Regions from separate parts of the Homo sapiens genome. Here all the other regions are linked to region 2. A link is an interaction called in ENCODE POLR2A ChIA-PET data of the cell type or tissue named here. Cell type or tissue: OCI-LY7. All regions are shown on one strand. Each heading gives the region's core, and the rest is flanking DNA. Links, peaks and the distances in the headings are about the cores only.

Region 1 (11,152 bases), core at 1,178-9,177, 330 kb before region 2:
AGGTTTCTCACTGTTGGAGCGGGAGGTTAGAATAATCTACATGGTAATAGATTGGAATTGGAGACATTAGTATGAATTCATGTTTAGCTTAATATAGATACAGCTAGTTACATAAAGAAATATCTAGAGATATACATGGAATGCACACATTTCCTTGCTCTGTCAGAGAGGGCTTATGATATTACAGTTGCAACAAGCACACCTAGCAGCCAGATCCTGATTTTTAATACCATTCCCCAATTAAAAACAAACAAACACACAAACAAACAAACCAGGGATCCTTAGAGAAATAGCTGATTCTAGGACTGGGGCATGAAATATATAAGATAAGCCTGGAGCATCTTGTGTCAGGACATAAGGAAGTGCTGAAACAGAAACAGTTGCACAAAGATGGGGCGTGTTGAAGGGACACAGGACCCAACTGAAACGGTTCCCAGTGGCCAACGCCGGAACAATTGGAGCAATAAGATAAAGTAGTATTGGATTATAACCCAAAATACAAAATAAATACATATGAATCTATACTAGTATAAATGAATGACTGAATAAATAAATAAATAAGAACAAATCTCCTATGTGGAAGAATTCCAATTATTTTATGCAAATACTCTGCCCTCTAGGTGCGGCGCTTACCTCCCTATTACTGAATGTGAGCTGCACAAAGTGACTACCTTCCTAAAAGCACAGCATGGAAAGGGAGAGAAAAGTAACTCTACGGTGGAGAAACCCAACAAACATTACCTCCAGCCAGGTATCACAATGACAAGTGATAAATCATGTTGACAGTATGTACTCTTGATATGATGTGTGATAAAAATGGCACTTTACCTCTAGTCTTCATCTCAAAGCCACATAATCTCAGGCTAATCATGATAAAAACATCATACAAATCCTAACTGGGGCACACTCTCCAGAACACCTGACCAATATTCTTCAAAACTGTCAATGTTATCAAAACCAAGGGAAGTCTGGGAAACTGTCACAGCCAAGAGGAGCCTAAAGAGACAAACCCATTAAATGTAAGTAATGTGGCATCCTGGATGAGATTCCGGAACAGAAAAAAAGACATTATGTAAAAATGAAAGAAATCAGAAATAAAGTACGAAATTTACTTAATAATAATGTATCCATATTGATTCACTAATAGTGACAAATGTACCTTTCTTATATGAGACGTTAAGAGAGAATACTGGTGCCGGGTATATGGGAACTCTGTTTATCATCACAAAACTTTTATAAATCTAAAACTGTTTTAAAGTAGAAAGTTTACTCGGTGCAGTGACTCACACTTGTAATCCCAGCAGTTTGGGAGGCCGAGGTGGAAGGATGGCTTGAGCCCAGTAGTTTGAGACTAGCCTGAGCAACATAGTGAGACCCCCATCTCTACAAAAAATTAAAAAAAAAAAAGTTACTCTGGCGTCTGAGGTGGGAGGATTGCTTAAGCCCAGGAGGCTAAGGCTGCAGTGAGCCGTAATTGCACCATTGCACTCCAGCCTGGGTGACAGAATGAGACCCTCTCAAAGGAGAAAGAAAGAGAGAGAGAGAGAGAGAAAAGAGTGAAAAAGAAAAAGAAAGCAAGAAAAGAAAAGAAAAGCCAGGTGTGGTGGCTCATACCTGTAATCCCAACACTTTGGGAGGCCGAGACCTGTGGATGACTTTGAGTCAGGAGTTCAAGACCAGCCTATGGTGAAACCCCGTCTTTATCAAAAATGCAAAAATTAGCCGGGAGTGGTGCTGCAGCCTGTAGTCCCAGCTACTTCAGAGGCTGAGGCAGGAGGATAGCTTGAGCCTAGGAGGTGGAGGCTGCAGTGAGCCCTGATTGTGCCACTGCACTCCCGCGTGAGTGACAGACTGAGAACTTGTCTCAAAAACAAACAAAAAAACACACATTCTCCCTAAAAAATAAAAAATATAAATAAATAAATAAATAAATAAATAAATAAATAAGTAAATATTCATTTAGGAAACCACACCCACACCTCCACGTTCTGGGCTAGTGCTCAGAGGCGTCCTCGCAAGCCTCAGGCACACGCGGATGGCCAGGATCCCCAGCAGGTCTCTGGAGCAGAGTTCGCCACCCATCGCTCCAGGCACTGCTGAGGGGTGCGGTTCCCACCCGCCCGGTGCCAAACGTGACTCTCACTCACTTCCACTTCCAAGGGCAAGGCCACACAGCAGGGAATTGCCATAATTCGCCTGAGGGAGTGGAGGAGACTTGGAGGAAGGATTCTCGTTCCGATGCCGCAGGTGTGGTGCCCGGGCTTGGCTCTCCTGCCGCCTTGCGGGGCGGGCGCGGCCTCCTGGGTGAGCGTTGCGAGCTCGGACCTCCACCGGCAGAAGCTCCGCGCTTGCGGGCCGCGCTGCCGCCAGGCTTCGGCTTTCGCAAGAGAAGCCAGGCCCGCCACACTGCAAGTGCAGTCGCGCAGCTTCTATTAATAAATGGGGACCACTCTGTCCATTTGTTTAAGAAAAGTCTGCGCTGGCTAAAGGAAAGAAACCCATCTGCCGGCCGAGACTGCTGAGGAGGAGGCGCTGCCAGGGCTCCCGGGGCCAAGGCTATTCATTTAAAACCCAGGAAGAGGGGGCGAGGTGGGGTGGGAATTGGATAGTGAGCTGCGCTGTCCACTATGTGAACACATTAGCCTCGCGGGACATGTGGTTCTTTAAATTGGAATTAATAAAAATTAAATACAATTTAAAATGGGCTTCCTCAGTCGCACTGGGCACATTTTAAGCGCTCAGCAGCCCTTGCCATCACTGTGGAAAGCTTCACTGGGCAGCACCGCTAAGTACAAGGAGATATTGCGACAATTGGCAAAATTTGAATGCAAAGCCGGTATATGTTTACAGATTGAAACCACTGTATCCATGTTTTTTCCTTTTTTTGTTTTTTGAGACAGGGCTCTTGCTCTGTCGGGCAGGCTGGAGTGCAGTGGCTACACTCACTGCAGCCTTGACCTCCTGGCTTCAAGCGACCCTCCCTCCTCAGCCTCCCAAGAAGCTGGGATCACAGGCACTGCTCCACCATGCCTGGCTAATTTTTTCATTTTTTTTTTTTGTAGAGACAGATCTTGCTATTTTGTCCAGGCTGTTCTCGAACTCCTGGGCTCGAGTGATCCTGCAGCCTCGGCCTCCCGAAGTGCTGCATTACAGACATGAGCCAACGCCCAGCCATGTTTCCTAATTTTGATCCCTGTCCTGTAGTTACATAAAATAATGTCTTTGTTCTCAGGAAGCATAGGTGGAAATATTTAGGGGTAAATGGGACATGATGTCTGCAACTTAGTTTCAAATAGTTCAGAAAAAAAAATGTAGATACATAGAATGATAAAGCAAATGTGGCAAATTATTAACACTGGTGAGTCTGGGTGCTATTCTTGCAACTTTTCTGTAAATTTAAAATTATTTCGAATGTGAGGATTAAAAAAGGAAAAATGAAGAAACAAAAACTCCAGAGAAGCTAAGTTAAAGAGTTGAAGTTAAGGAAACACTAAGAATGTATCCCAAGTGGCAGCCCTCACTCTGGGTAGGGACTTCTCATCTGACAGCATACTTCCATGGGCTTAATTGCCCACATAATTATCCCCACCCATACCCCTGGTGGTCCTTTGGAATTCTCACTGCCCTCATGGTGCCTTTTTACATACTCGCAGGGCAAAGCTTCCCAAATTCCAGGACACTCCATTCTTTGTTTTCAAGACCCAGCTCTAGACCCCATTCCCTGAACTTCAGTAATCAGTGTTTCACCTGGAAGAGACTCGTCAGAGCAGTATATATATATATATATATATGTGTTCCCAGCTGCAGCTGAAACAGTTTTCATGCATTGAGTAAAACTGTGTGGTGCACCTGAGGGGCGTTCTTGGTACTGGGATGCCTCAACCTACCCATCTAAGGATCACTGCTCTAAGAATTTTTAAAACTGGTTTGTGCTTACATCCTTATGTATAATTTTACTTAAAGGTGTGACTGTAATAATAGACATGGATTTACTTTCAGTGGAGTTTTATTTGTTTGTTTTGCTTGTTCTCCCACAACACTTTTCTCTCTTTCCTTGGCTTCTACAAGAGGGCACAAATCCTGCTACTTTTGCCTTTATTGCAACCCCCACAGATCCCTGGCTTCAGACACATAGAGCTGTCTGTCCACACTTCCTGGCACTGGGCCTGGAGGAGAAAGGAGCTGTGGTCCTGGAATCCCCTGAGCTGGTTTTCTATGTAAGTCTCTTATTATGAGAGCACCTCATTCTTACTCACCTTTATTAAGCAGCAGGGCACCGGATGTCATGGTGGTCACAGAACCTGCAAGATGTTGTCATTAAATTCAGCAAACATTTTTTGGGAGTCTACTTTTGGGCCCAGGCACTCTGCCAGGTGCTGCTGATACAAACATCATCAACAAGATCCTGCCTTCGAGGAGTTCCCAGGCAGCAAAAAACAAAGAATAGGATAAATGGTGTTTTTGTGAGTGCCATGGTAATACTGGGCATGGGGCTGGAGCAGGGCCTCACCTGCGGGAGGCAAACCCCACCTTCTTCACTGCAACAGGCTCTCTCAGCATATAATTTCTGACGTCATCAACGCAGCATCTTTTGATGTACACTCCTCCTCAAACTTTCATCTCACGTGTAACAAGCATCCATTGTGATCTCAAGGTCCCAGCCTTTCTGTAGCTCCCAACTAAAAGGCAGTTTCAATTCAGACCAACCGGAGTCCAAAATAAAGGGTCCAAGACAGGAACGTGTCTGCTCCTCTTTGTGTAGATAGAAATTGTTTATTGCTCTAGCTCTCTTCTCTTTTGTGAAAGCTCCACGCTTCTTTTCAAAATGATTCCCATTCTTTGCAGAGTTGTCTATTAGCTGCCTCCCACAGCCATGCTCAGGCTTTGAAGTTTATGGATAACTCAGCATTTCTTCCCTGTGGATATGAGAGGCACTTTGAATCGGGCATGGTGGTGCGTGTCTGTAGTCTCAGCTCCTTGGGAGGATAGCTTGAACCCAGGAGTTCAAGACTGCAGTGAGCTATGATCATGTCTGTGAATAGCCAGTGCACCCCAGCCCAGGAAACATATTTTTTAGAGACCTTGTCTCTAAATAAAATAAAATAGAATAAAATTTAAAGAAGCATTTTGGCATCAAATAAAATACTCAAGGTAGGATATGTGCGTTTCCCCTGCCAGCAATAGCTTAAACTGTACAACTGTACAAAGAAGTGACAGTGACTTCAGGCACACATCCCATTAAATCCAAACTAAATGTATTCTAAACTGAATGACCCCTTAGCAGAATTTTCAGAAATGCACTTGGACATGCCAACGTCCACCACTTAATAGGAGGGGAAGTCAGAAGAGAAAGAGACAGGCATCTTAACCTACTGCAGAGAAAAAAAAAAATCTTACTTTTGTAAAATTGACAAAAACATATGATCCTGTGACTATTCATTGGGCCCCTACCATGGCTTCCAAGGGCAAACAAGGGCCTCTGAAGCTCAAGTTTCAGTAGCTCGCTGGTAAATCCACCTCTGCTTACATCGAAATGTTCTGAATGAGTCACTCTTATAAAATCAGTGACTCCTACTAAGCATTTCCTCAGAGGGCCTTTGATTTCAGAAGCTGTCTCTGGAAAAGGCATTCCTGGGATCCCTCCTTTTCTCCAGGACATATTAATGAATTGACTTGGAGCCAAGACAGCCTTGACTTGGAACACCAAAGCTCTTTTAAGTCCATGGGGCTCAGATTAGGTTGACCAACTACCTGGGTTTGCCCAGTATGTCTAGCTTTATCTCGGAAAGTCCCATATTCCAGGAAATCCCCTGAGTCCCAGGAGGAATGAGATGGCTGGTGACCTACCCTGGGCTCTCAGAGGAGGTGTAGATTTAACGAGCACACACACTTTGGGATTGCATGGCAACCTGCCTTCCCAGCACAGCCTTGAACATCTTAACCTTGAAAGCAGTGGAAACCAGCTCTAAATCAGACTTAAGCAGGAAAAGGATTTATTGAAGGGATAGTTTTCTCTCTCTGCTTCTTTGCCTCCCACTGTGAGCGTCAAAGCCCTGGGCAGGGGCATCTGATTTGCCATACTGAGACACATGTCCACCACAAACTCATGTTTGGGGCAGGAATGAAGCAAGAATCTGCCTTCTTTTTTACTTCTGTGGTAAGTGATACACCCTATCAATCCCCAAACATATACAGTGGGTGTCTTAGTCCATTCAGGCTGCTGTAACAAAATACCTTCAACTGGGTAATTTATAAACAATAGAAATTTATCACTCACAGTTCTGAAGGTTGGGAAGTCCAAGATCAAGGGACTGGCAGACGCCATGTCTGGTGAGGGCCTGTTTCTCATAGACAGCAATGAATGACTGCATCCTCACATGGCAGAACGGGCAGAAAGCCTCCCTCAAGCCCTTAAACTATCCACGAGGGTGGAGCCCTCATGACCTAATCACCTCCCCAAATCCCCATCTCCTTTTTATTTAGTTTCCACATACAGCAGTGACAAAGTCCCCATCTCTTAACACCATCACCTTGGGGGTTAGGTTTAAACACATGAATTTTGGAGGGACACAAATATTCAGACCATAACAGTGGGGAAGTCCCCGAATTTAGGAACAAGGTTCAGATGACTGCCATGCAAAGAAGCCACAAAGTAAACAATGAAGAGTTTATGTTGTACAGTCACATACCACATAACGACATTTCAGTCAGTGAGGGAGAACAAATATAACAGTGGTCCCATAAGAATGTAATGGAGCTGGAAAATGGCTATTGCCTAGTGATGTTGCAGGTGACTTAACTGTGTTATAGTTACATGTGTTACATGTTTGTGATGATGCTGGTGTAAACAAACCTACTTCACTGCCAGTCATATAAAAGCATTATGCATACAATTATGCACAATACATAAAAAACAACAACAAAAAAGAAAACAATAGATAATACTTGTTTTTTTTACATATTTACTATACTGTACTTTTTATCGTTATTTTAGCCTGTACTCAGCAACCCTGTTGCCCTTCTTAAGGATACAGATATTCCTGAGGGTACGGACATTCCTAAAGTTATAGCTGGGCTCTGTCTTTCTTATACCTTGTTCCAAGAGGCAATGCTCAAAAATGGCACAGACCACCCAATCAGAAGGGATGCTGACTATAAACAACTACAATCATGTGCCACATAACGCTTTGGTCAACAATGGGCCGCATGTATGACAGTGGTCTCCATATATAAGATTATCATGGAGCTGAAAATTCCTATCATCTAGTGACGCAAAGCTGTTGTAATGCTATTGTCATTGTAACATCATAGCACAACACATTACTCATGTGTTTGTGGTGATGCTGGTGTAAACAGACCTACTGCGCTGCCAGTCAACTAAAAGTCTAGCTCATACAATTATGAATAACACATAGTACTTGATAATAAATGACTAGGTTACTGGTTTATGTATTTACCATACTATACTTTTTATCATTATTTTAGAGTGTACTCCTTCTACTTAGAAATATGTTAACTGTAAAGCAACCTCAGGCAGGTCCTTCAGGAGGTATTCCAGAAGAAGGCATTGTTATCATAGGCGTTTTCAGCTCCATGCATATTACTGCCCCTGAAAACCTTCCAGTGGGACGAGATATGGAAGTGGGAGACAGTGATATTGATCATCCTGACCCTGTGCAGGCCTAGGAGAGTGTGCGTTCTTGTGTCTTGATTTTTAAGAAAGAAGTTTTAAAAGTTAAAAAAAATTTTAATAGAAAAAAGCTTATAGAATACAGATATAAAAATATTTTTTGTACGCTGTATAATGTGTTTGTGTTTTAGGCTGTTATTACAAAAGAGTCAAAAAGTTGAATTTTTTTTAAGTTTATAAAGTTAAAAAATTATATTAAGCTGGCTGGGCACGGTGGCTCACGCCTGTAATCCCAGCACTTTGGGAGGCTGAGAGGGGTGGTTCACTTGAGGTCAGGAGTTTGAGACCAGCCTGGCCAACATGGTGAAACCCCATCTCTACTAAAAAAAAAAAAAAAATAGCCAGGAGTGGTGGCACGTCCCTGTAATCCCAGCTACTCAGGAGGTCGGGGCAGGAGAATCACTTGAACCCAGGAGGCGGCAGTTGCAGTGAGCTGAGATCGCGCCACTGCACTCCAGCCTGGGTGACAGAGCAAGACTCTGTCTCAAAAAAAAAAAAAAAAAAAAAAAAAAAAATATATATATATATATATATATATATATATGCTAAGGTTAATTTATTGTATAAGAAAGAAAAAATTTTAAAATAAATTTAATGTAGCCTAAGTATACAGTGTTTGTAAAGTCTACAATAGCGTAATGTTCTAGGCCTTCACATTCACTCACCACTCACTCACTGACTCATCCAGAGTAACTTTGAGTTCTTCAAGCTCTATTCACAGTAAGTGCCCTATACAAGTCTACCATTTTAAATCTTTTATATTGTATTTTTACTGTACCTTTTCTATGTCAAGATACACAAATGCCATTGTGTTATAACTGCCTACAGTACTCAGTACAGTAACATGCTGTACAGATTTGTAGCCTAGGAGCAATAGGCTATATACAGTCTAGGTGTGTAGTAGGCTATGCCACCAAGGTTTGTGTAAGTACACTCTGATGTTCGCACAATGACAAAATCACCTAACAATGTATTTATTAGAATGTATCCCCCACAATAAATAACACAAGATAGTCCATAAATCAAGCATCAACAACTTCGGGGCAGAGGATAGGAGGCAAGCTACATGTGTCAAGGCGGCTTTATGGAAAACTGAACACCTACCATATAACTTCAGGAGGGAGCGTGGAGGACCCTGGGCTGTGGGCTGTGTGCTCAGGATGTTTGAATGCAGGACAGCCAGCATGGAAGGCTGATAGGAGAAGCACTGTCAAGATCACTGGTTTTCAACCCTACCTGCATCAGAATCCCCTTGGAAGTTTTAAAACTACTGGGTCCCACCCCTAGAGATTCTGATTGAAATGGAGCGCCACATTAGGATTTCTATAAATTTCCCAAGTGATTTTAACATACAACAGGGTTTAAGAACCACTGGCGGCTGGGCGAGGTGGCTCACGCCTGTAATCCCTGCATTTTGGAAGGCCGAGGCAGGCGGATCACTTGAGGTCAGGAGTTCAAGACCAGCCTGGCCAACATGGTGAAACCCCATCTCTACTAACAATACGAAAATTAGCCGGGTGCCTGTAATCCCAGCTACTTAGGAGGCGAGGCAGGAGAATCGTTTGAATGCAGGAGGCAGAGGTTGCAGTGAGCCAACATAGTGCCACTACACTCCAGCCTGGGTGACAGAGCTAGACTCTGTCTCAAAAAAAAAAAAAAAAAAAAAAAAAAAAAACAACAAAAACAAAAGAATCACTGGCGTAGGTATGACCAGCTCAACCCTTGTTCCACACTCCCTGAAATTTTGTCAGAAATTCCAAAGACTTCCATGAGATTTCTGCTCTGACTCTGTCTTGGACAGCAACTTTCTCTTGGAATATAATGTTTTGATTAGCATTATTGAATAGAAATGTAATGTGAGCCACATATATAATATTTTCACATATCTACTTGGTGGAAGGAGACTGACCTGGGGAACTGCTGTGTGACAGGCTCTGTGCTGGCCCCACAATCAACCCTGCAATCAGTAGCATCATCTCCACTTTACAGATGACTAAGTGGAGGGTCATAAAAGCTGACTATCATGCCCCAAACCATACAGCTAGTAAGAGGAAGAGCTTGCATTAGAATTTAGATTTACTGAATTTAAAATCCCGAAGTCAGATCCATCCTCAGGAGAGGAAATCCACTGGGGAAAAAGGTCAGAACCAGCCATAAGGGAGCTCTTACAGAGTAGGAAGATGTTGGGTTTGGAGAGGAGATCTCAGAAGAGATCCATGAGTGCCATCTTCCAATACCTGAAGGCTCACCGGTGGTTAGACTGGCTCTGTGTCATTCCAAGGGGTAGCAGTAGAGTCAATAGGTAGAAGTTGTAAGGAGAAATATTTCCACGGAGACTGAGGACACATTTTGTCAACAGTCAGAGCTGCCCAAATTCGGATACTTTGGAAGATAGTGAGGACCAGGTGCTGCAGAAGACCAAGCAAAGGCTTTTGATACTTGGCCTGTTCCCCAAAGGCTGCAGCACTGTTCTGTGGAGTGGCTACATCAATTCGCCTGGGTGTTATTCAAAATAAGCAGGTCCATCCCAGGCCTACTATATCAGAATCTCACGGAAGTGAGGCCCAATGACTTTTATTTTGAACAAGTGTTTGCAGTTATTGTGATGTTGTGATGTGCAGCCAGGATTCAGAGCCACTGCTGCACAGAGGACGACATTTAAGCATCCGTTGGATGGTTGGACTATATGACTTTTCAAATCTCTTCCAGTGTTGAAATTCTATTATACCATGTTCGCTAAAGCTTGCCAACCAAATTATGGTGAGTGAACTTGGCAAGATTAATCATTTCCTTATTTGGCCTGTTTACTACTTAATGGGCAGCAGTGGGGGTAGAGTTCTTTGGCTAAAAAAGCAAAACTGCTAGTTGCCCACATTAGTTGAGATGCATTAGATTTTAACTCTTTTTTTTTTTTTTTCCTTTGGTAAGACAGGAATTCAGGGGAAGGGGCAAGGTAAAACAAGAAATATTTTCTCATATTTTCTTGCTAATAGAAATGTCAAATTTTTGCACTCATTGCCAGGAACCATGGAGTTCCAAGCTCTTTTATAAAAGGCAGTTAGGAACTTTGAGTTGGTCTACTATAGATAAGGATAGCAAAGGGCTGCAAAACTTGGCCTGTGGGATGAGACCATGTTAACAGTTTCCAAGGAAGCAGCTTTTACAAGCTTTATTCATAACACACCATTGACGAAAAGAAACAAGTGCCAAGCCCCATCAAGTTGAGGTATTGTTGAGAACACAGCTGGGTCACAGACGGAGTTGGAAAATGCAACCAGAGGAACACCAAGAGCAGCAAACTGAGAATGAGTTTTTGCTTTTCAGTCTCATCACTGAAAAGACACCCACGGCCCTCAGTCCAAATAGAAAGGAATCCTTGAGGACTGAAGCTGGGGTCACAGAACATCTGAATCACCAGATCCAGGTGCTGCACGCTCTTGGTCAGAGTGAGGACTGTACAAA
Region 2 (11,152 bases), core at 1,879-9,878:
TGCAAGATATTTTCTTTTCTTTTCTTTTCTTTTTTAAGGATGGCTCTAAGAATAAACATTCCTCACTTGATTTAATGACAAATTGAGACACAGAAGTAGTAGTTGGTGAGAGGGAGATTAAAAGGGTCCCCTTTTGTAGCTGATAAATACGTTGGAAGAAATGTAATTTATTTATTATTATACTTTAAGTTTTAGGGTACATGTGCACAATGTGCAGGTTTGTTACATAGGTATACATGTGCCATGTTGGTTTGCCGCACCCATCAACTCATCATTTACATGAGGTATTTCTCCTAATGCTATCCCTCCCCCAGGCCCCCACCCCACAACAGGCCCCAGTGTGTGATATTCCCCTCCCTGTGTCCATGTGTTCTCATTGTTCAACTCCCACTTATAAGTGAGAACATGTGGTGTTTGGTTTTCTCTCCTTGTGATAGTTTGCTTAGAATGAGGGTTTCCAGCTTCATCCATGTCCCTGCAAAGGACATGAACTCATCCTTTTTTATGGCTGCATAGTATTCCGTGGTGTATATGTGCCACATTTTCTTAATTCAGTCTATTATTGATGGACATTTGGGTTGGTTCCAAGTCTCTGCTACTGCGAATAGTGCCACAATAAACATATGTGTGCATGTGTCTTTGTAGCAGCATGATTTATAATCCTTTGGGTATACACCCAGTAATGGGATGGCTGGGTCAAATGTATTTCTAGTTCTAGATCCTTGAGAAATCGCCACACTGTCTTCCACAATGGTTGAACTAGTTTACAGTCCCTATGGACTATTCTTAACAGCAGAAAGTGGAGGTGGGCAGGGATGTAAAGAGAGGGAAGTAGCATGACAAAAATGGAAAGGCACAGGATAGCACTGAAGATAGTATATCACCCTAAGTACTAATGGCCATAGAGAATAATTCCACTTCAAGGGAAAGGGGCTTCTGATTATAAATCTTTCATACTGTAATACTAATAGTAATACATTACTCAAAACAGGGCTCATATGTAACTTAGTCTTCTCCTTCAGAAAGCAAGGTGAATTAGAAGTTTTCATATATGAACGAAGTTTTCAAAAACATCACAAAGAATCAACAAAGTGTGTTTTTCCATAGTTGTTCATGACTCTATAATGAGTAGAAAAGTAAAAGGAACATACCGAAAAGAAAGGAAAAGTCTACATTTTTCTAATGGCATGAATAAATGGTTAAAACTTTATGCATGGTAATGGAAAGTAACATTAAGTACATTTTAGGGATAGCATTTAAAAGAGAACATCTTATTAATTAATATGCAATGCATTACACAGTCTTTAGTGAAACAGTGAACACTTTTATAATTATGAATTTTTGTGTAGCTTTTAAAATGTCACCAATATCGGTCAAAACAGCATCATGTCTCAACTGATGGACTGCTTGCAGACCTCTGACAGCTAAATACATTTTACTGAAAGTCATGCCTTAACAGGTGAGAAAATGTCATCTTCAACCTGTGTGTGATGATGTGATGATAGTATCTGAAAGCAAAATCTGTACCCAGTAGACTAGAGATAAAAGGTACTAATCTTTTACTATCTAGGATATTAACGATTCAACTAAGGGCATTTACCAAATGTTGGACAAATTTTCATATGGCTCAGTATTTTAATTAAAGAACACTATTGTTGTATGTCCTACAAAATACTTAACTTTTGTTGAAATTCAACAGGCTCTGAGTTTGTCTTTCACAATTACTTATTGGCTTTAAAAGAAACACAATCTTAGAAATTGCCTTTTAAGAAAGGCGAAAACTAGAAGTAGGGGGGCTTAAAAATAAGAAGGGAATACAATGCATTCCAGTAGAACAACAAACGAATCACACAGAACTGATTATATCATAGCACCATGATTGATTAGATCAGCAACAGTTGAAAACCATTAGTTTCTGCTGTCTGCCGTTGGTGAGATGTTTTTCTTCCTCCTCTACAGTGTGGTGTCAGTTTATCACTTTCCTACTCAGGCACTGCTTGAGGCTCTGCTAACCTTAAATACAAATTTGAAAGGAATGAAGAAAATATTTTAACAATAAAAATGTTGTTCACATATTAATCAAATATACAGCAGCAATTTCTCCAAGGACTGTGAAGAATATTTTGTAAAGGCAATTTAAATGCTTAACATGACATTAAAAAAATCAATTTATCTATTTAGTGCTTCTATAATTTTATTGTCTGTAATTTAATGTCTATAACTTTAATTTACTCAATATCAGTGACTTACTCTTCCTATACCTATTTTCTTCCACAACTACTAATTTTGTGAGTAATTTGTCAATGCTATTGTGTTAAGATAAAGTTCAAGTTCCTTCTTAAGTACGTAATACTTAAGAGGTGTTGGTTATGTGATAATTATTGCAATCAAAGCTCTAAAGAATGTTTTGCCACGTATATTTTAAACCACTTATGGTAAATAATAAGTAACAAAATTATAAACACACAAAAAGTTGTTGTATTGAATCTATTATATTGAAAACTGCTATATTCTGTAAAATATTGTCTTCATTAACCTGTCCCAAATATTAATAACCAATAAGAGTTTAATACCAGGTGTCCAAATAAAGAACAGCTCACAGTCTTCAAGGAGGTATGAACCTAACTCTTTCCAGTGTATAGTCACTTAATTTGCTGTTTGCTACAATAATAGTTATACTCAGCTTATAAAGATCAGTTGCAATTTTAAGTGCACTGACAGGCAGATGGTCTACAAATTCAAAGTCATCACAATTGATCTCTAGTCAGAGGCAGAACTAGAAATGTGCAAATAAGTGCAGCTGTACTGACACCTATTTAAGGGCAAAATTCGTTTCCTCCTCTTTCAGAATCTCATGAGGATATTTCCATCATTCAAGGCTGCACACCTGGGGGAGAGTCCACAATGGAATTGAGGATAATGCCTTACATATGCAATGTTTTCTCTCCTCATAAAACTTCTTTTTCAAAAAAAAAATCTTTCCTCATTAATTCATTCATCAAACATTTAATGATCACTTATGTGCTAAGTATACAACATTTAATTTTTTTTTTTTTTAATACAGACTGGGTCTCGCTCTGTCACCTGGGCACAATCCTCCCATCTCAGCCTTCCAAGCAGCTAGGACTACAAGCACACACCACCTCACTTAGTGTGTGTATGTGTATATATATATATTATTTTTTTTGAAACAAGGTTTGTCTCACTATGTTGCCCAGGCTAGTTTCAATCTCCTGGCCTCAAGCAATCCAAACCACATCACCCATGCTCTCATTAACATCAGTACTTTAATTCTTAATATCTTCATTCATTCACTCATTTCTTGCAGCAGGATCCTTTAGGGACGCAACTCGGAGAGACTGGAAAGTGGAAAAAGGAGTGGAAGTAATTATACTCACGTTAAAACTGAAAAAAAAAAATTCAAAGGCGTTAGTTTGCTTCATAAAATCTGCCCCAAATTACATTAATGACTGAGGCGCAAGGTTTTTGTGGCTCTAAGGCTTTTTCACATGAGCCTTCGGTTGCCCAATATGTGACCTCTGGATGTGTTTCTTGGAAGCTTTCAAGAGTCGGAGGCTAGAAAGTGGGGAGTAAACTGGCTGTCTCTATTGTAAGATGACTGAGACCTCAGTATGAAGGACTGAAAATTTCTTAACCAGATAAATCAAAGTACTCATGCTTGAAGAAAAACAGGTTGAACATAATCAATAACATGATTAGACATCCCCAAATCTGTAAACTCCTGATAAATCAGGACTGAAAAAAAATCAAATCAAAGTAGCTAATTTGCAGAATAATTAGCACAGTACATCTGCAAATTTAAAGAGAGTTCACTTGAAAACTAGATTTAGTTGATATTTCTGGTTTTTAAAATCCATTTTGAATGATAAAAGTAACAAATGATTTAAGTCCAAACTGAGAACTACCCATAAACATAGAATGAATTATGATATAATCACACAATGGAATATTACACAGCAATAAGAATAAACTACAACTACATAAAATAAGTACGAATCTCAAACAATATTGTGCAGAAGAAACCAGACATAGGAAAGTAGTACTGTATAATTCCACTTATGTACAGTCCCAAAACAGTCAAAACTTATCAATGGTGTGAGAAGTCCAGACAGTGGCTAAGTGAAGGAGGCACGAGGTCTCCTTGGAAAGGAGGGCTGGCAATGTTCTTTTTTTAAATCTGGCACCGATTACACAGATGTGTTCACTTGAGGAGCATGCCACATACTTCACAAAAGTTTACTTTAAAAGTAATACACATGTTCACTTCAGAACTTTTTTTCTTTTTTTAGATGGAGTCTCTGTCGCCCCGGCTAGAGTGTAGTGGCGCCATCTCGGCTCACTGCAACCTCTGTTCCCCAGGTTCAAGCGATTCTCCTGCCTCAGCCTCCTGAGTAGATGGGACTACAGGTGAGTGCCACGACACCCAGCTAATTTTTGTATTTTTAATAGAGATGTGGCTTCATCATGTTGGCCAGGCTGGTGTTGAACTCCTCACCTCAGGTGATCCACCTGCCTCAGCCTCCCAAAGTACTGGGATTACACGCGTGAGCCACTGCTCCTGGCCAGAAAGTTTTTAAATTGAATATACTACATATTCAGTCTTGCGTCTTGCTTTTTTTTTTCCATTTTAGACTAAGTCCTAAGTACCTTTCCATGTCACAATGTTTCATGAACATGTTAACTCCTTCATGTACCTTAAGATATTTTAAAAATAAGAAAATGTAGTTTGTATATGTATGCATTCACATATATATATACATACTAATATGTAAGGTTTTAACATAAAATAGCAGTTAAAGACCCAATATAGGGTAAGTTTTAAGAGTTTTTCATGTCAGACCACTAGTTATGCTACCAAAAGAATAAGCACCATTCCTCCAGCACAGCAACAATAACAGCAGAAGTTCCCCACCCCCAAAAAAGTATTATCTTCAAAATTTGTCCTAAAATAACAATTCTTTTAACTTTAAGAATGGTTTCAATAGTTTGGTTGCAATAATTTTCCACAGCTATGAAGCAGAAAAAAAAATATAAAAGTTTATTCTTGGGTTTAGGACTTATTAAGAAAATTTCCCCTCCCATTTCTATCAAATTCACCTGATCAACGCAGGGTGATGCTAATACTCATTTATATTCCATAGTATTTCCAAGAAAATATACATGTATGTATTCTTGGTGTCAGGAACCAAGTCAGGAATGTTTAAATATACACATACGAATAAATAATAAAGCCAACTACAAACAAATACATTGGTGTACTGCAGAATGCATGTGCATTCTATAACCAGGGGCATAGTTTATGTAGTGTGAAAATGTAGCCTACGACCACAGAAAAATTCACACAATCTCATAGAGACTAAAGTGAAATGTTTATAAGCACGGAAGAGAACATTTTTATCTGCGGAAGGAAGAGCTCTCCTATCATATCCCCTCCTGTGCTAAATAAACTATGCAATCAAATAAGCTAAGGTCCTGGGCAACATGGAGAAACTCCATCTCCACAAAAGATTTGATGGATGGTACTGTGTGCCTAGAGTCCCAGCTATTTGGTAGGCTGAGGTGGGAGGATCACTTGGGCCCAGGGGCTTGAGGCTGCAGTGAGCCATGATTGTGCCACTGCACTCCAGCCTGGGCAACAAAACAAGACCCTGTCTCAAAAAAAAAAAAAAACTAAACTAAATCAAAGTACCCCCCATAATGCTTAAATCCTCTTTTTAGCTAGACAGAAATAAATAGTGTTTCTGTCAATAGCTTTCCTCCCTCCTCCAACTAACCTAAATGAATTTGAAATTTCAAAGTCTCCACTGTAAACAATACATTTTGTAAACACCTAATGCTTGGGCAAGAAATCAACAAATGTTTGTTCTCTTTTACTTCCCTACTATCAATTATTAGTTTTGTTATATGGAACTATGTATACATAATTACTTAATCTTTGAAGTCTTTTGTGGTTTGGGTCTTGGTTTTGTCATAATTGTTTACATCTTCTCATTGATTCCTTTTCAGAACTAAGATAAACTGATACACAGCTAGCTGACTGCTGTTTACTTTTCACAAAGAAAAAATTGGCCAGATACTTTTGCAAGCAAATAGTTTGATCAATTACTACACTATTAAAATTACTAAAGTATTTTTAGAAAAAAAAAAGAACGAGAAGAAGGAAGTGAAAGAAAAGAGGGGAAATGATTATGCTTTAGAATACAGTTTATGCAGATAAGAGTAGCTGTGGGAGACACAGTTTTAAAATGCTACCTTTAATTTCTGTTCACAGCTGTCAGCTGGATAAGATGCTCAAATGCAGACCCTAAACCTAAGCTTACCTACACTCAAACCTTTAGCTTGTGGTCTTGAAGATTCTAGGTGAAGACACAACTAGAAAAACATATACTGTATTTATAACTACCAGAGTTCATATGTCCAAAATGAGACCTACAATGCCCTCAAGTAGAATCTCAATAGTGTGGCTTTGGGTAAATTTATCTAATTATACTTCAGTTTCTTCATCCACACAATGTGGATAAGATGAGTACTTAAACAACTGTAAAGATTAAATGAGTTAATGGGTTCCTGTCTGGCATACAGGAAGTGCTCTATAAAAGTTCATCATTGTTACTATAAGGAACATCACCACCAATAAGATAATTTGTTGCTTCCCAGTCTGCTCTTTAGGTCTGTAGTCTTACCTCCAATATTTAATGCTGCAGTTGGGTGAAAAAAATAGACTTTTAGGCTATTAGCAAGACTTACACCTTTTCAATGCAAGGCTCCTGATTCTGTGAGCATAAACTTCTTGGAACCATGGTCTGCATTTCAAAAGAAACATTCATCATTTTTGTGGCAAAGATCATTTGATGTACTCACTTATATAAGCAGAATTTCTAAGGAATCTAAAACTCTCCCACTGGTGTTGGTGCCTCATTCCTGGTGGGGGGAGTACGAAAACAAAGTGTAGGAATTGAGGAAACACAACAGAAGGATGAAAGTATATTGCTTGAATAGAAGGCAAAGAAATGGTTTATATACCGACTTTAAAGATCCTACTTAACATGACCATCCTTTTCACATGTTTCTGACTTTCAGTATTTCAGAGTTAACAAACACACCTATTGCTCCCAGCATTCAGTCTTCCCTGTTTTGACTGACTTACAGGCTACATCAGGAAATTTATTTCTAATGCAGTCCAAGAAGGGTTTCCAGGGCTAAAGATTTCTTTTTTCTTGTTTTAAAATAATTCCCACTATGGACCCACTCAGCATCTTTTTCTTTAAAAAAATTAAATGGTTTTCACGTGTCTTTTTAGAATGTCTCTGTTTAACATTTTAAAACATGTATTTTAGTGTAGTTAAGCACATTTATTTAAAGGATTAGGTGTGACTGTGTGCTTCATAATGGCAACCTGTAATTATTTTTATAATCATCAACTGTTCAGATTTCATATTTATATTTTCCAGAGCATGACAGGCACTTGCTTCACAAGAAGAAAAAAATATAGTGCATAGTAGATGCAAATTATTTTTCCTCACTTTTCCATAACCAATTTATAAATACTCTGTATTTTAGCTAAAAATTTAATGTAAATAAATGTTAAAAACTGTGCATTCTGAAAACATGATTATCAAACAGGCAAAAAGAAAAAATTTTAAAGAGTAATGGCTCTTTACAATTCAGTAGAATATATACATCTTTTATTCATTACAGTATTGTGGGAAAATCTGGAGCCTGACATACAGACACAGGTTAAAATGTCACCTCCAATATAGGTTAACTACGTAGGTCCTGGCAAAACAGTTAAGCTTCTAGGCTTCAGCTTATCCATGTATTAAATGGGAGTTAACAACTGAAAATTCACAGTATTATCCAAATATTTAAAGACTTTAAATGTTTTCCCTCTTTTCATCCTAACTCTTTTTCTCTAAATATTTCAGTATTTCCCGTTATTCCTGACAATTAAAAATAAACTAAAACAAACATAAAATTAATCACTCTGACTACTTTGATTATTTTAAATCAGGTTAAAATGAATCCATTTCTAGAAGTGCAATTACTGTATTTCAAGAAAATATTTTAAAGACACATCTTGCTAACACAATAAAAATACATCTGTTCCCAAGACAATGTTTAAGAGAATGGGAAGATTTAAAAAAAAATCCTCAAGTGAAGTAAATACTCAGGAATCAAAATTTAAACATAACATAATTATAAAGTCAAATTTAATAAAACCAACCCCACCATATCATCTCCTCTTCCCTTCATTAAATTAAAGAAAACATTTAACTAGGGTCTCTAAGTTTTTGTAATTTTTTAATTCTTAATCTTGAAATAATTTCAGACTTTACAAAGCATTACACAAAGAATTCCCATATCCCTTTCACCCAGCTTCCCCAAACATTAACATCTTATATAACCACAGTACAATTATCTAAATCAGGAAACTAATACTGATATTATTCTATTAACTGATCTATAAACCTTATTCAAATTTTGTTAATTGTCCTACTAATATCTTCCTTCTAGTCCAGTGTTTGATCCAAATACCACACTGCATTTAGTTATCAGATCTCTTTGGTTTCCTTTAATCTGGCACAGTTGCTTAGTTCATATTTCATAATCTTGACACTTTCTAAAAATCTAGTCAATAATTTGTAGCATGGCCCTCAATTTGGGTTTGATGTTTTCTATGATTAAATTCAGGATATGCATTTTGTCAAGAATACCACAAAAGTAATGTTGTGTCGTTCTCAGTACATCATATCAGAAAATGCATGATATCCATGTCTCATTATTAGTATGTCTACTTTGATTAGTTGGTTAAGAAGATGTCCATTTTCTCCACTGTAAGGTTACTATGATTCCTTTATAATTATAGTAAATATCTTTTAGTGAGATCTTTTTGTGACTGTAAATATCCTGTTTATAACCATCTTACATTGTCCACTAACTGTTCTCACCTAAAACAATTATTACTGTAGTGTTTCTTTTCAAATGGTAATTTCCTATATCAATGACTCTTCATTTACTAATTGGAATTCCATGGCAAGAAAGTGTGTTCCTTTCTCCCGTTTGAATTTACTTAATTATATCTGGATACCACTTTTTATTTTATGGGTTATGGCCCATTATTATAGTGCTCAAAGTGTCCCTAATTTGGCCACTGAGAGCTCCTTAGAGTTGGCTCATACATTCTTTTGACATGCTCCCATCATTTTTTGAACATTTTGCCACTTTCATCCTGTACTTCCCCAGTCCCAGTCCCAGTCCCCAATTCAGTTTTTCCAAGGAACTCTGGTTCCTTTTATTGGTGCCTGGCACTTAAACCCAAGATCTGGTACTGGGTGTATTGACTGGAGCTATGATGTCACTGCTTCTAGGCCCTCTCATGAACAGAAGTAAGAAATATATAAGGCATACATGTACACATACACATATATGCAACCTTCTCTTTATCTCCATTCATTCATACTGATATCTCAAATTCTAATCCAAGGTTCATTATAGATTCCCCTTTACCTTATTTCTAGCTCTTTTTTTCTGATGTTAAAAAAATTAACTCTTAATATCCACCACATATTTAGTTGCTTAATCTTAAACTACACATAAAGTTGTTTCAGAATTGCTAACTCACCTAAATTTTGTCAAGTTTTTAATGAGCCAGTTAGACTGCACATTTTGATCATAAAATGCACAAATAACATGCCCACCCACACAAATACAACCACTGGAAGTGTACCAACAAATACTTCCAGTTTTACCCATCTTGGTGATAGCAACACCAGGAAGAAATCTTAAGTAATCTTTTCTCATGGTTTGCAAGTCTTGTTTATTATACTTCCCAGGTAGCTCTCAGACTGCCCACTTTTCTCCCTCAAGGTACCACATCTTTCAGTCAAGTTGCCGCCACAGCCTTTGGTCATCTCCCCACATCCAATTTTGCTTCCCTCCAATCTCCAGGGGCTTAGCCTTTAAATAGACAAACTAATCACTCTACTTTCACTCATTTTGATGGCTTTCTCTATATGTCAGATAAAGTCTAAAATCCTCAGCGTAGCCTAAAATACACTGCATGATCTAACTCCTACCAATCTTTATAGCTTCAAGTCACTCAATATTCTCTACATTCCACCTATATTAACCTTTTTGAATTCTTCTTTCATACTCCAGTTCTTGCACATACTGTTCCCACTAAACTATAAGTACTCCTTCTCCCTACATCCCCGCCTTAGTCCTGCTAACTCTTATATATCATTCAAGTCTTCACTTAAATATTATTCCTCAGTAAAGTTGTCCCTGAACTCCCAGTCTGGGTTAGACTCCTATGTGAAATCGTCCTAAAGCACACAGCATCTCTCAATGACAATTTGTGCTAAACTCATCTGTAATTCATCAAGTAGGCCTTCCCAGCTAGATTATCAATTCCTTAAGGACAAGGACTTTGTATTGCACACTGTTACATCCCAGTGCTCGACACAGGGTACAGCACAGAAACAGGGCCGAATTAGTACTGAATGAATGCCTAAATGAATAAATGAACCAAAAGATATTATCGAAAATTAGCTAGATATAGTGACTGACAACTACCAGCAATACATAGAAACTACACTTTCTATAATTTTTATGGATGTGAAGACTTCTGGATCCTTTCTGCTGCATTATATTGCCTAGCTAATGCTGAAAATATAACTATAAAGTAGTAATCAGCTGAATTTTTTTTTTTTTTTTTTGAGACAGGCTCTCACTCTGTTGCCCAGGCTGGAGTGCAGTAGCATGATCTCGGCTCACTGCAATCTCTGCTTCCCAGGCTCAAGTGATCCTCTCACCTCAAGACTCCCAAGTAGCTGGGACAACAGGCATGTGCCAACACACTGGCTAATTTTTCTATTTTTTGTAGAGATGGGGTTTCATCATGTTGCCCAGACTGGTCTCAAACTCCTGAGCTGAACTGATCCACCCGCCTCAGTCTCCCAAAGTGCTGGGATTACAGGCATGCAACACCGCACCCGGCCAATCAGCCAAATTCTTATCCAGCAAATGGAGAAACACTGTTAAAACTGATTAACATAATGAGCTTATGGCCAAATTAACAGTAATAATAAAAGCCAAAACCCCAAACACACAATTAAAAAGCATAATCAAC
Region 3 (11,152 bases), core at 1,486-9,485, 91 kb before region 2:
TTCAAGGAACTTCTATCACTACAGAAAATACAGAAATGTATCATCTAATTTTGAGTACTATTTCTGCCAATCCTTTGCTCAAACCTTCCACAGGCTCCTATGGAATAAAGCTGATGTTCTGGTTCTGGTACCCTAAATCCTCCATAATTTGGACCCCCTCACTTCAGCCTTATTTCCTCTTGCTCCAGCATGAGGAAATCTTTTCTCTAGAGAACCTGAATTCCTGAACCTTCTCAACTCTGCACCTTTACTTTTGCTCTTTCTGAAGCTTGTCTGGAACACCTTTCTTGCTTTACTCACTGAAGTCCCACCTGAATCAAGTTAAAATGCTTTACAGAAACCTGTACTGGTTCATGTTTGTGATCCTACAATCTGAGCTTAGACACTGGCATGAAATGATGCTCTTCAAATCTGCTGAATTAATCTGACTCTAAAGCCAATTTAAGACCATACAATAGTCTGCCCCTCACTGTTCCAACTTGGTCATTTCCAGTAACTGATCTTTGTAGTCACTGTGCTCATACTGCATTTACTGCCCACACTGAGGGTGTTTAAAACTTGCTGATTTCATGGAATCTCTGTGTTTTTCTCATGTTAATCAAATAAGTGGCCACCTGTCCTGTGTGCGGCACACAATGCTGAGGATGCAGAGATGCAGGATGACCTTTTCTGTGAGAACATATACACAATCTACGATACAAGTATCACACAAAGAACCAAAAGGACGTAGAAATCCAAAGGAGGAGGGAGTGCCTGTCTGACGGAAACATGCCAGACACTATACAGAAGCAGTGAGGTTCGATTCTACTGTCACAAGGAAAGTGTTCATGGTGATTCAGGGCCTCCGGCATTCCTCTCCTTTCTGAGCTCCTATAGTACTTACGTTTTACACTACTTCTTTTACCCTTAATGATGAAGATGAAGGTCAGAAACTGATTGCATTTGCTGAGCAATCACTATATGCCAGAGATTCTTATAATTAGCACTTTACATGATATTAATGCATTTAACTGTCACAAAAACCTAATCTATTAAAATACTCCTGGATTTACAGATTAGCAAACTGTGGCACAGAGAAATTAAACATCTTGGAAAAATTACACAGGTATTAAGTGGGTGGCATGGGACCTACTATGCATGGAAAAGTCAAAAGGGCCAGTTTTAGGTGGCATGGTCAAGGAAGAACTATCCCTATAAATAGTAGTTGCAATGAGACCTGAAAAAAGAGAGTCAGACATGTAAGGATGAGTTTTTCAGGCCAAGTAAACTACAAGGAGAAAGGCCCTGGGATGAGAAAAACCTGGCGTGTGTGGGAAGTGGAAGGAAGGCCAACGTGGCCAGAGTCAAGTGAAAGGGAGAAAGAACAAGAGATGAGCCTCCAGAAGCAGGCAGGGGCCAGCTCACGTATGGCCTGTGGGCCTGGGTTAGGAGTCTGGGTTCTATGTGTACTGATTTACCTTTACACTACACAACTCTTATGTCTTGTTCTCCACAGTGAGAGTGTCAATGGCAGAAACCAGCTATTATTTTTTAAATGTCTTGTAGCACCCAGCTCATAGTATTATGCAAAATACTCTGTGAAACATTCCCTAACTGTGATAAAAATGAGGTGGGTGTAACTGCATGCAGGAGTGGCTGAAATGGTCTAATGTCGGAGATACAAATGGAGAGACAGAGAGGCATTCCAGACCTGTGGTATGCCAGTTTCATGGCTGCAGAGGGGGAACTTAAGACGTTCTAATAAAAATAAGATGGAACATGGAAAAATAAGATTTTGTTTTGGGGAGGGAGTATAGTTTTTGTTTTTGTTTTTTGGGACAGCATCTTGCCCTGTCACCAAGGTTGGAGTGTAGCGGCTCAATCGCAGCTCACTGCAGCTTTGAGAATAGGAAAAAAAAAAAATCTTCTGTAAATCAAGATATAATTAGAACTTATACTCAGATTTTCCTTTAAAGGAAAACAAATCTTCAAATGTCTTCTAAATGAGAGCGCTCCAGTTTTCTATGAGAATACAACAGATGCTACAGTGTACGAATTCTGAAGAACGCAGGACTAAGAAATGCCCAGTGAAAGCAAAGTACTCAATTACTAACGAAATGTTAACATGTCATTCTGGCAAGAAGAAAAATATCATGGAACAGCAGAATGAACCTGGGCACTGGAGTCATGAAAGTTCACAATCAGAACTCTAGTTTAGCCACTGTGGTATAACACCTAAAATTAAGGTTCAATATCATGTGCCGCTTTGACACCTGGTAAAATCGGGAAGGCCTTGAATGATCTAACCCAGGGATCCCCAAACCCTGGGCCACAGACTGCTAACAGTCTGTAGCCTGTTAGGAACTGGGCCGCACAGCAGGAGGTGAGCGGCTGGGGAGCAAGCATTGTTGCCTGAGTTCCACCTCTGTCAGATCAGCAGTGGCATTAGATCCTCATAGCAGTGGGGATCCTATTGTGAACTGTGCGTGCGAGGTATCTAGACTGTGCGCTCCTTATGAGAATCTAACTAACGCTTGATGATCTGAGGCAGAAGAGTTTCATCCCCAAACCAGCCTGCCCCGCCCCTGCCGTGGAATAACTGTCTTCCACAAAACCAGACCTTGGTGCCAAAAAGGTTGGGGACCACCGACGTAACCCATACGTTCCCCTCTCCACTCTGCTCTCATGAATAAAGGCCCCTAGCGAAACCATCCACCTTACCAAAGGGGCCAGATGCAGTTCTTCCTTATCCTTGAATAGTAGGTTTCAGTTTCTTGTCAGCTTGAGGAATTATTCAAACAAGCCAATCACATCCTTCCATGGGAACCAGGGGATACCCCCACCCTCTTGATACTACAAAGCCTGCCTCCCATAGCTCCTAGTTGTTTACTCTGTTCCCAAGTGCAACTCCACGTGACCCCACTTGAGGCACAGGGTCCTCTTTGCCTTAGCTGTGAACATAGGTAACTAACTGCTGCTGAGCCCAACTGACGTGTTCAGCCATCCTCATAACCCTATGGCAGGAATCCTTCCCTTGTCAAAGGGGTGAGGAGGAAGTGACCAAAACCACCACTTACTGGCTGTGTGAATCAGACCTCACACCAAGTAACTTAACTTTTATCTCCAAGCTTTTTATTCTGTAAACTAGGATTAAGAATATTTACTCTGCAGGTTACGGTTAAGTATTATCTCTAGCAGTTATTATTGTGTGTTGTATCTAGCAGTGCAGTTTTAGACTCATGACTGATTCTACTAATAAAATCCTTATCCCATCACCTGTCCCTATCACCATAACTATTACTATTGATTTCAAGTGTGTAAGTTCAAATTATAGAGTTTGAAACAATAGGTGGGGACATAAATAACAGGCCAGATTTTATTTAAGAAGCAATCTGGCTTATTTACTAGACATCACTTAATTTCAGCCACTAAGAAAACAACTATAAGGAGAATTAACAAGAGTTTTGGGAAAATAAGTAGACATGAAACCAAGACTGCTTTCCAGATACTAAATACTTGGTTGAACTGTAATTTGATTCTGTGAATCTGGATATGCAAATGATGCAGCGATTTATGGCAATAAAGGTCTTTTTAATGAGCTAACATTCTGTGCGCAAATGCTTTATTTTTAAGCAAATGGAAAAAAATCACTTGCTTCAGATAAGAGACAAGGGGAAAATTGGAGCTAATAAAGCATTACACTGAGAGAATTTCCTTTTCTTCAGTTTTTCCTTCTCACATCTTAATTGTGCTACTTATTAAACACACCCCCAATCCAACTGTTTCCTGAACTCAGTAGTACATCTTTATGCCTTTCAATTTTTATGCAATTACCTAATTTATACAAGTTTGCATATTTGTACATTTACAGAGAGGAAAATTATAAAATATATAGTCTAATATACACATAATAAAATGAAAATTTATAACTATTTAAATAATGGAGGGAAGAAGACTTACACAATATAGTGAGAACTCCTTTGGACACACATAGGGTGATCATTTTGGGAGTATCTGTTTCGTACCAAGAATTTTTTGCCTTTAAATTTTGTCTAGTTAAGTAGAGCTAATGCACAATTGTGTCATTTGGGGGATGCAAACTTTATTCTCTTCAGAATTCTAGTTTGATACTGAAATATTACTGTCATAAAATTAGAGATAAATCACAATCCAGGTTATGTTAGTAAGCAATTGGATGTTACATTGAGATCTTTTTTTTGCTCTTTGGCTACCACATTCAATAAGTATTTAAGCACTAGTTTAAAGTGGATGATTGTTAATGTACAACAAAATTGCACAGTAATAAAGCCTGTAATAAAAATAAGCGGAACACCCACAGCTCATACAGTGTAGTTAAGTGTATTAGCTGGTCTCAAAAGCATTAACTTTTACTCAAATAGCAGCAGTATTCTGCACAACCTATTAGCTTCAGACAGTGCATATTAGCTGCAGACTACCAGAAATTTTTATATTTGTATGTTCAAATAAAATGGGTTTCACTATATTATAAATAGTTCCATATAATATTGAGGATTTATTTTAAATGTAAATGAGAAAAAAGGGGAATCTTTTTTCCCTTACAAACGAGGTAACTTAAAAATTTACCATTCTTAGTCTACATGTATTCCCGTATTTTACATCTTGTGAAAAAGCAAGACATGATATACTTCTATTAGTTAGCTTTTCTTGGAAGTTGTAAATTTATAAAAAGAGATCACTGATGGGCCAGCCCTTCATTTACTCTCATTCTGTTAAATTTGTCTTTCTCTTAGGCCATAGCTTGGGAATGTTAAATCCAAAATTTGGCTCAGTGTTTTTAAAACTTAAAAAAAAAAAGTCATAAAGACAAGCTGTTTTCTTGATCCTTTAATGCATTTTCAACGTTTAAATATCACATATTCTGGTTAATCATAGCCAATAAGATATCATCAGATCATATAAATCTGCGTCAATGTACTTAGTTTCAAAAAATTAAAAACAACCAATTCATAGTGCCAACCATGCTCAAAAATCATTAACATTCACTGTTGACATCAGTCCAAAGCATTCACCTGCATTAAAACACTTCATTAAAACACTCAAGAACTCTATCACTATTTATCTAGAAGCACGCATAAAACAAAATTCAGTTTTACATACAATAGGATTTAATCAGCTGTTTTTCAGCTTTTTTTTAATGGAGTCAACTTATAATTTTTTATTATTATGAAGTTATTCTAATTCTTTATAGAGGAGCACAATAATGATATAGCAAAATTCACTTGGGAGAAAAGATATGAGTATAAGATTTTGGTCCACCACAGTATCCTAGGTGCCTGAAACAGTGCCTGGCATACAGAAACTGACATTCAATAATTATTTTCTGTATGAATAAACAACTGGGTACACTTTTCCACCAAAAAGTAATATTTATTTTTTCCTTCCATTCACATCTTATCACAGGAATAAAGTATTAAAGGCATCATAAGTTAAAAGTTCTGTTAATGGCATCATAAGCTGAAAGTTTAGTGTTTAATATATTCAAGTTGCATCATAATCAAGAATCTTTCTATCATGATATCGAAGTGTCTATTCTTATAGAACCACACATAAATTATATTAATATTAACATCTATTATATCTGTTAATATGTTAATAGTTTATTATTAAATTATTAATGTCATTATCAAAGGCAAGAAAAAAGTAACAGAAAAGAAGTCTCTGTGTGACTGTTATCTGGAAATGAATCTATAATGTAAATACATCTCTATATGGCTGGGAAAGTTCTTTCAAAAGTTCAATTAAATAAATTTTAATTGAACATGAAATGCCCAAAATTGAGAAAACCACTACCAAATTTGGACAGAGTAATAGTAAGCATCCTTCTCAACTAATGAACTTGAGACGAGAAAGTAAGGAGAAAAAGAACATGGTAGAGCTGTGGAGAGACTGACAGCAGGAATTTATCAGTAAGAAGGTATAACTGATAATGTTGATATATGCACTTACATAAAAAGCCTTCTGAATATTAAAAATATTAAAAATCATATCACTGATGTAAAAAATTTGTTTAAAGTCCTATAGTAATCATTTCTAGAAATTTGCTTTTAAATGCTGATGCTATTTGTTATGATTTTTGGTTATTCCTTTTGTTTCACTTTTTGCCAATTATGAACGAAGAATCCTCATACAAATAATAATTGCACTTATGATACCTTTCAGCTCACAATCTTAATGCATTAACCAATTAATTAAGAAGGAAATATTTATCCCAAATTAGGGTAATCAGAATTAGGAATGGCAAGAACTCTGTTGCTTCTTTTCTCTACACATACCATTTTAGAATTTGACTGCTTGTGATATAATTACTGTATCTGACAAAACATAGAAAGAGAAATTAATGAAAAACTGATTTCTGGATATAGCTGCAGAACATTTATCCAAATTTTCTGTACTGAAAGCTGTACATTACAGTGTGATGACTAGTAGCGTTTGCCTACATGCTTTACACTTAAATCATTAGATATAAACGTGGTTTCATATGACCTGTCTGTGAGAGCTTATTTAGTAGTCTTAGATCATCATCTTCTAATGACTACTTATCAGCTTGTACTACAGTATGTGGGCCAAGTTGGCCCATTCTTACTGAAAATATTTTGAATTAATTTTAACCCCTAAATATTAAGGCCCTATTTTCACAAAGTATCACATAACTACATTTGAACAGGAAGATATTTCTACGTATAGTGGTTAATGCAAACTAATATATAGTGGTTTTCAGAGGCTAAAAAAAAATCTGTTTATACTATTTTATTTTTACTGCAAAGTTCTATTTTGTACTTTTAAAGAGGAGATCTGAAGATGTCAGAAGTGATGGTAAATCTATAAACCTCACTTTACAACTTATAAGACAGCTCTATTAAATAAAATGTTATCTAAGAAAAGGATAAGAAAATTAACAGCTGACATATACCACAGCTCACAGGCATCAGAGAAGTTTTTTTAATGATTTAAATCTATCCATATTAATATATTGTACTCATAGCATTTTCCTGAAAAACTGGAAAGCTGGCTGGTGGCAACTATTGTTTTAGACAACCTACTACTTCTGTGGCTTTCCCGCTGCAGAAACATTCAGGAAAGCATCTTTGAACAGCTCACTAAGCATGACCCCAGTGGACCTCAATCACATTAAACAAAATAAATCCTTAGCAAACAGATTCATCTTCCTGACTTTTTCTTTCTTCAGTGTACCATCTTCTTTGAGTCACAAAGGCTCAAAATAGCAAAGTGGTTTTTCACACCAAAGCCTGTGAAAACTTCCTTTGTCGTATCTCAAGCACTCATCTCAAAACCCTTTTATTTCTATTCACCCACTTCCAGTTCCCAGTGAAGATACCAAATAGATAAATTCTCCCAACAGACCACTTGTCCCATCCCACTCCATTGTTGTAAAGTCAGCACTGAATCTCTAGAACATTCTGCAGTTTCTCAAAGTAAAGGCTGTAGGCTACTGCAGCAAAATTACCCTCATATTTGTTATGATTCACTGGCCAAATCTATACTCAACTGAAAGCTCCCACTCAATCAAAAGCTCTGGCAATAAGATCCAGCATTTCATAAACTCTGTATTTGATTCTTATGTATACAGAAACTTGTCAACTATTGCCTAAAAAATGAAGTAAACAGGCCAGGTGTAGTGGCTCACACCAGTAATCTTAGCCCTTTGGAAGGCTGAGGTAGGAGGATTCCTTGAGGCAAGGAGTTCAAGACCAACCTGGGCAACATAGGGATATCCCATCTCTACAAAAGAAATAAGTAAATAAGCCAGGGGCAGTGGCACATGCCTGTAGTCCTAGCTACTCAGGAGGATAAGACAGGAAGACTGCTTGACCCCAGGGGGTTGAGGCCATGATTATGCCACTGCACTTCAGTCTGGGTGACAGAGTGAGACCCTGTCTCAAAGAAAAAAACAAAAAAACAACAAAAAAAACGCCACACAACCACCAAGAATAATAGCCAACATATTAAGTGCTTAATGTGGGCCAGGTACTGTTCTAAAAACTTTAATGGATGAACTCTTAATCTTGTAACAGCCCTATGAGGTAGGTAGTGTTACTATCACTACCTGACACATGAGGAACAAGGCAAAGACAGGTTAAGTAACCTATATTTAAGTGCTATATTATAGAAGATGGGAGATAAGGTATACTAATTGGAAAGGAAGAAATGAGACTTTCTTCACAAATCATATGACCATTTATGTCGATTATAGAATAAGCTGCGCTATTATAGAAGGTGGCAGAGATAAGATCCAAGCTCAAATAGTCTGCATCGAGTTTATATTCTTAAGCACTAGACAGACTGCTTCAGTCCAACATTCAAGGGGTCTGAATCTCAAAACCTAACCTTTCCAGAATTAACTCCTACTACTATAACCATGATTAATAAAAATGTTCCTTCGGCCAGGCACGGTGGCATGTACCTGTAATCCCAGCTGCATGGGAGGCTGAGGTGGGAGGATTGCTTGAACCTGGGAGGCAGAGGCTGCAGTGAGCCAAGATCGTGCCACTGCATTCCAGCCTGGGCAACAGGCCGAGACTCCATCTCAAATAAATAAATTCTGCTTTTTTGTTGCTGGTATATAGAAAGCAATTGACATTTGTATATTAATCTTGTATACTGCAATTTTGCTATAATTGCTTATTAGTTCCAGAAGTTTCTTGTCGATTCTTTTCGGTTTTCTACATAAATGGTCATATGATTTGTGAAGAAAGTCTAATTTCTTCCTTTCCAATTAGTATACTTTCCCCTGCCCCTTTTCCTATCTCACTACATTAGCTAGGACTTCTAGTACAATGCTGTAAGAGCAGAATGTTGTTAAGGAAGTTCTCTTCTATTCCTAGTTTACCAAGTCTTTATCATGAATAGGTGTTGAATTTTGTCAAGTGCCCTTTCTTTATTGATATGATCCTGAGAATTTTCTTTAGCCTGTTGACGGGATGAATTATATTAATTAAATTTTGAATGCTGAACCAGCCTTGCACACCCAGGATAAATCCCATTTGGTCATGGTGTATAGTTGTTTCTACACACTGTTGGAATCCATTTGCTAGTATTTTGTTAAAATTTTTTACGCCTATTATATGAAATTTTTTGGTGTGTAGTTTTCTTTTCTTGCAATGTCTTTGTCTGGTTTTGGTATTAGGATGGTGGCCTCACAGAATGAATTAAAATGGATTCTCTCTGCTTCTATCTTCTAGAAAAGACTGTAGAGAAAATTGGTATAATTTCTTCTTTAATGTACAGAATTCACTTATGAACCAGTCTGGGCCTGGTGCTTTCCGTTTTGGAAAGTTATTAGTTACTGATTCAACCGCTTTAATATATATGTAAGGCCTACTTAGTTTGTGTATTTTTTCTTGTGTGAATTTTGGCAGGTTGTATCTTTCAAGAAATTGGTTCATTTCATCTAGGACATGAAGTTGTTTATAGTATTTCTTTATTACCCTTTTAATGTTCAAAATATTTGTAGTGATAGCCTCTTTTTCAATTCTTTTTTTTTTTTTTTTTTTTTTTTAAGAGACAGAGTCTCACTTTGTTGCCAAGGCTGGACTGCAATGGTATGATGACAGCTCACTGCAGCCTCCATTTCCCAGGCTCAAGTGATCCTCCTGAGTAACTGTGATGTGGTGGCACCAGGCTATTTTTTGTAGAAATGGGGTGTTACTGTGTTGCCCAGTCTGGATTCAAACAATCCTCCTGCTTCTGCCTCCCATATTGCTGGGATTACAGGGTGAGCCACCACACCTGGCCCTCTCTTTTGTTTCTGATGTTAGTAACGTGTGTCTTCTCTCTCTTTTTTTGGAGGCTTATTGATTTTATTGATGTTTTCAAAGAACCAGCTTTTGAGATCATTGATTTTCTGTGATTTCCTGTTTCCTATTTCATTAATATATACACTAATTCTTAAATTTCTTTACTTCTGCTTACTTTGAATTTGATTTGCTTGTCTTTTTCTTCTTTTCTAAGGTAGAAGCTTAGATTACTGATTTTAGATCTTTCTTCTTCTGTAACCTCTGCATTCAATGCTTTAAATTTCCTTCTAAACACTGTTTTCGTTGCATCCCACAAATTCTGATAGGCTGTGTTTTTGTTTTCATTGTTTAAAATATTTTAAAATCTCTCTTGGTATTTCTTCTTTGACCCATGTGTTTATAATAATGTTGTCAAATCTCCAAGTATTTTGAGATTTTCAGCTATCTTTCTGTTACTAATTTCTAGTTTAACTCCATTGTGGTCGCACAGCATTTTTAAAATTAGTTAAGGTGTGTTTTATGATCCAGAATGCAGTTTACCTTGGTGAATGTTTCATGTGAGCTTAAGAAGAATGTGCTTTGTGGTGGTGGTGTATAATGTAGTAAACGGATTTCAATTATATTCAACTGACTGATGATTCTGTTGAGGTCAACTATGTCCTCACTAATTTTCTGCCTGCTGGATCACTTTCTGATAGAGGGGGTCCTGAAGTCTCTAACTATTTAATAGCCAAATCATCTATTTCTCTTTATAGTTCTGTAAGTTTTTGTCCTACATATTTTGATATGCTGTTGTTATGCACATACACATTAAGGATTGCTACGTCTTCTTGAAGTATTGACCCGTTTACCATTATGTAATGCCCCTCTTCATCTCTGACAACTTTCCTTGCTGTGAAGTCTTCTATTTGTGAAATTAATATAGGTACTCCCACTTTCTTTGGATTAGTGTTAGCATAGTATATCTTTCCCCAGTAACTTATCTTTACTCTACATGTGTTTTAATATTTAAAGTAGGATTCTTATAGACAACATAAAGTTGAGTCTTGCTTCTCATCCATGCTGACAATCTCTTGACATTTAATTTGTATATTTAGGCCACTGCTATTCAAACTGATCATTCAAATATAGTTTAATTATTATCTATTGATTTGTTACAATTTTCTATTTGTTGCCCTTGTTCTTTGTTCCTATTTTTTACTTTCACTCCTTTTCTGCCTTTTGTGGTTTTGAGCATTTTATATAATTCCATTTTCTCTCTTAGATTATCAGTTATACTTTTTTTTAGGTTGGAGAGCAGTGGCATCATCTTGCCTCACTGCAACCTATGCCTCCCAGGTGCAAATCACCTTCCTGCCTCTGCCTCCCAAATAGCT

What was found. Peaks named below come from ENCODE experiments on the same cell type or tissue, not always from the same donor. Only the 100,000 strongest peaks of a DNase experiment are listed, where the experiment ranks them.
Region 1: POLR2A ChIA-PET joins it to region 2 with 10 read pairs; 3 of 35 experiments call an interaction of 5 or more read pairs at or near these places.
Region 3: POLR2A ChIA-PET joins it to region 2 with 12 read pairs; 3 of 35 experiments call an interaction of 5 or more read pairs at or near these places.

Annotation. Positions count from the first base shown.
Region 1 is chr3:23,663,164-23,674,315 of GRCh38, reverse strand. It overlaps LOC124909353 (a long non-coding RNA gene), which reads right to left and starts at 8,201. Exons shown (of 2, transcript XR_007095844.1): 1 at 4,257-8,201. RefSeq lists enhancers at 1,813-2,312, 2,313-2,814, 5,050-6,249. In OCI-LY7, for the core only: no CTCF peak of the experiment used is centred there; no DNase peak of the experiment used is centred there.
Region 2 is chr3:23,336,727-23,347,878 of GRCh38, reverse strand. All of the region lies in intron 3 of UBE2E2 (ubiquitin conjugating enzyme E2 E2), which reads right to left. Among named protein-coding and RNA genes, the nearest start is that of UBE2E2, 140 kb to the right of the region's middle. In OCI-LY7, for the core only: a CTCF peak has its summit at 8,284; DNase peaks (open chromatin) are centred at 2,808 and 6,288; H3K4me3 peaks cover 4,054 bases; H3K27ac peaks cover 6,615 bases.
Region 3 is chr3:23,427,315-23,438,466 of GRCh38, reverse strand. All of the region lies in intron 3 of UBE2E2 (ubiquitin conjugating enzyme E2 E2), which reads right to left. Among named protein-coding and RNA genes, the nearest start is that of UBE2E2, 230 kb to the right of the region's middle. In OCI-LY7, for the core only: a CTCF peak has its summit at 2,949; a DNase peak (open chromatin) is centred at 2,976; H3K4me3 peaks cover 258 bases; H3K27ac peaks cover 1,124 bases.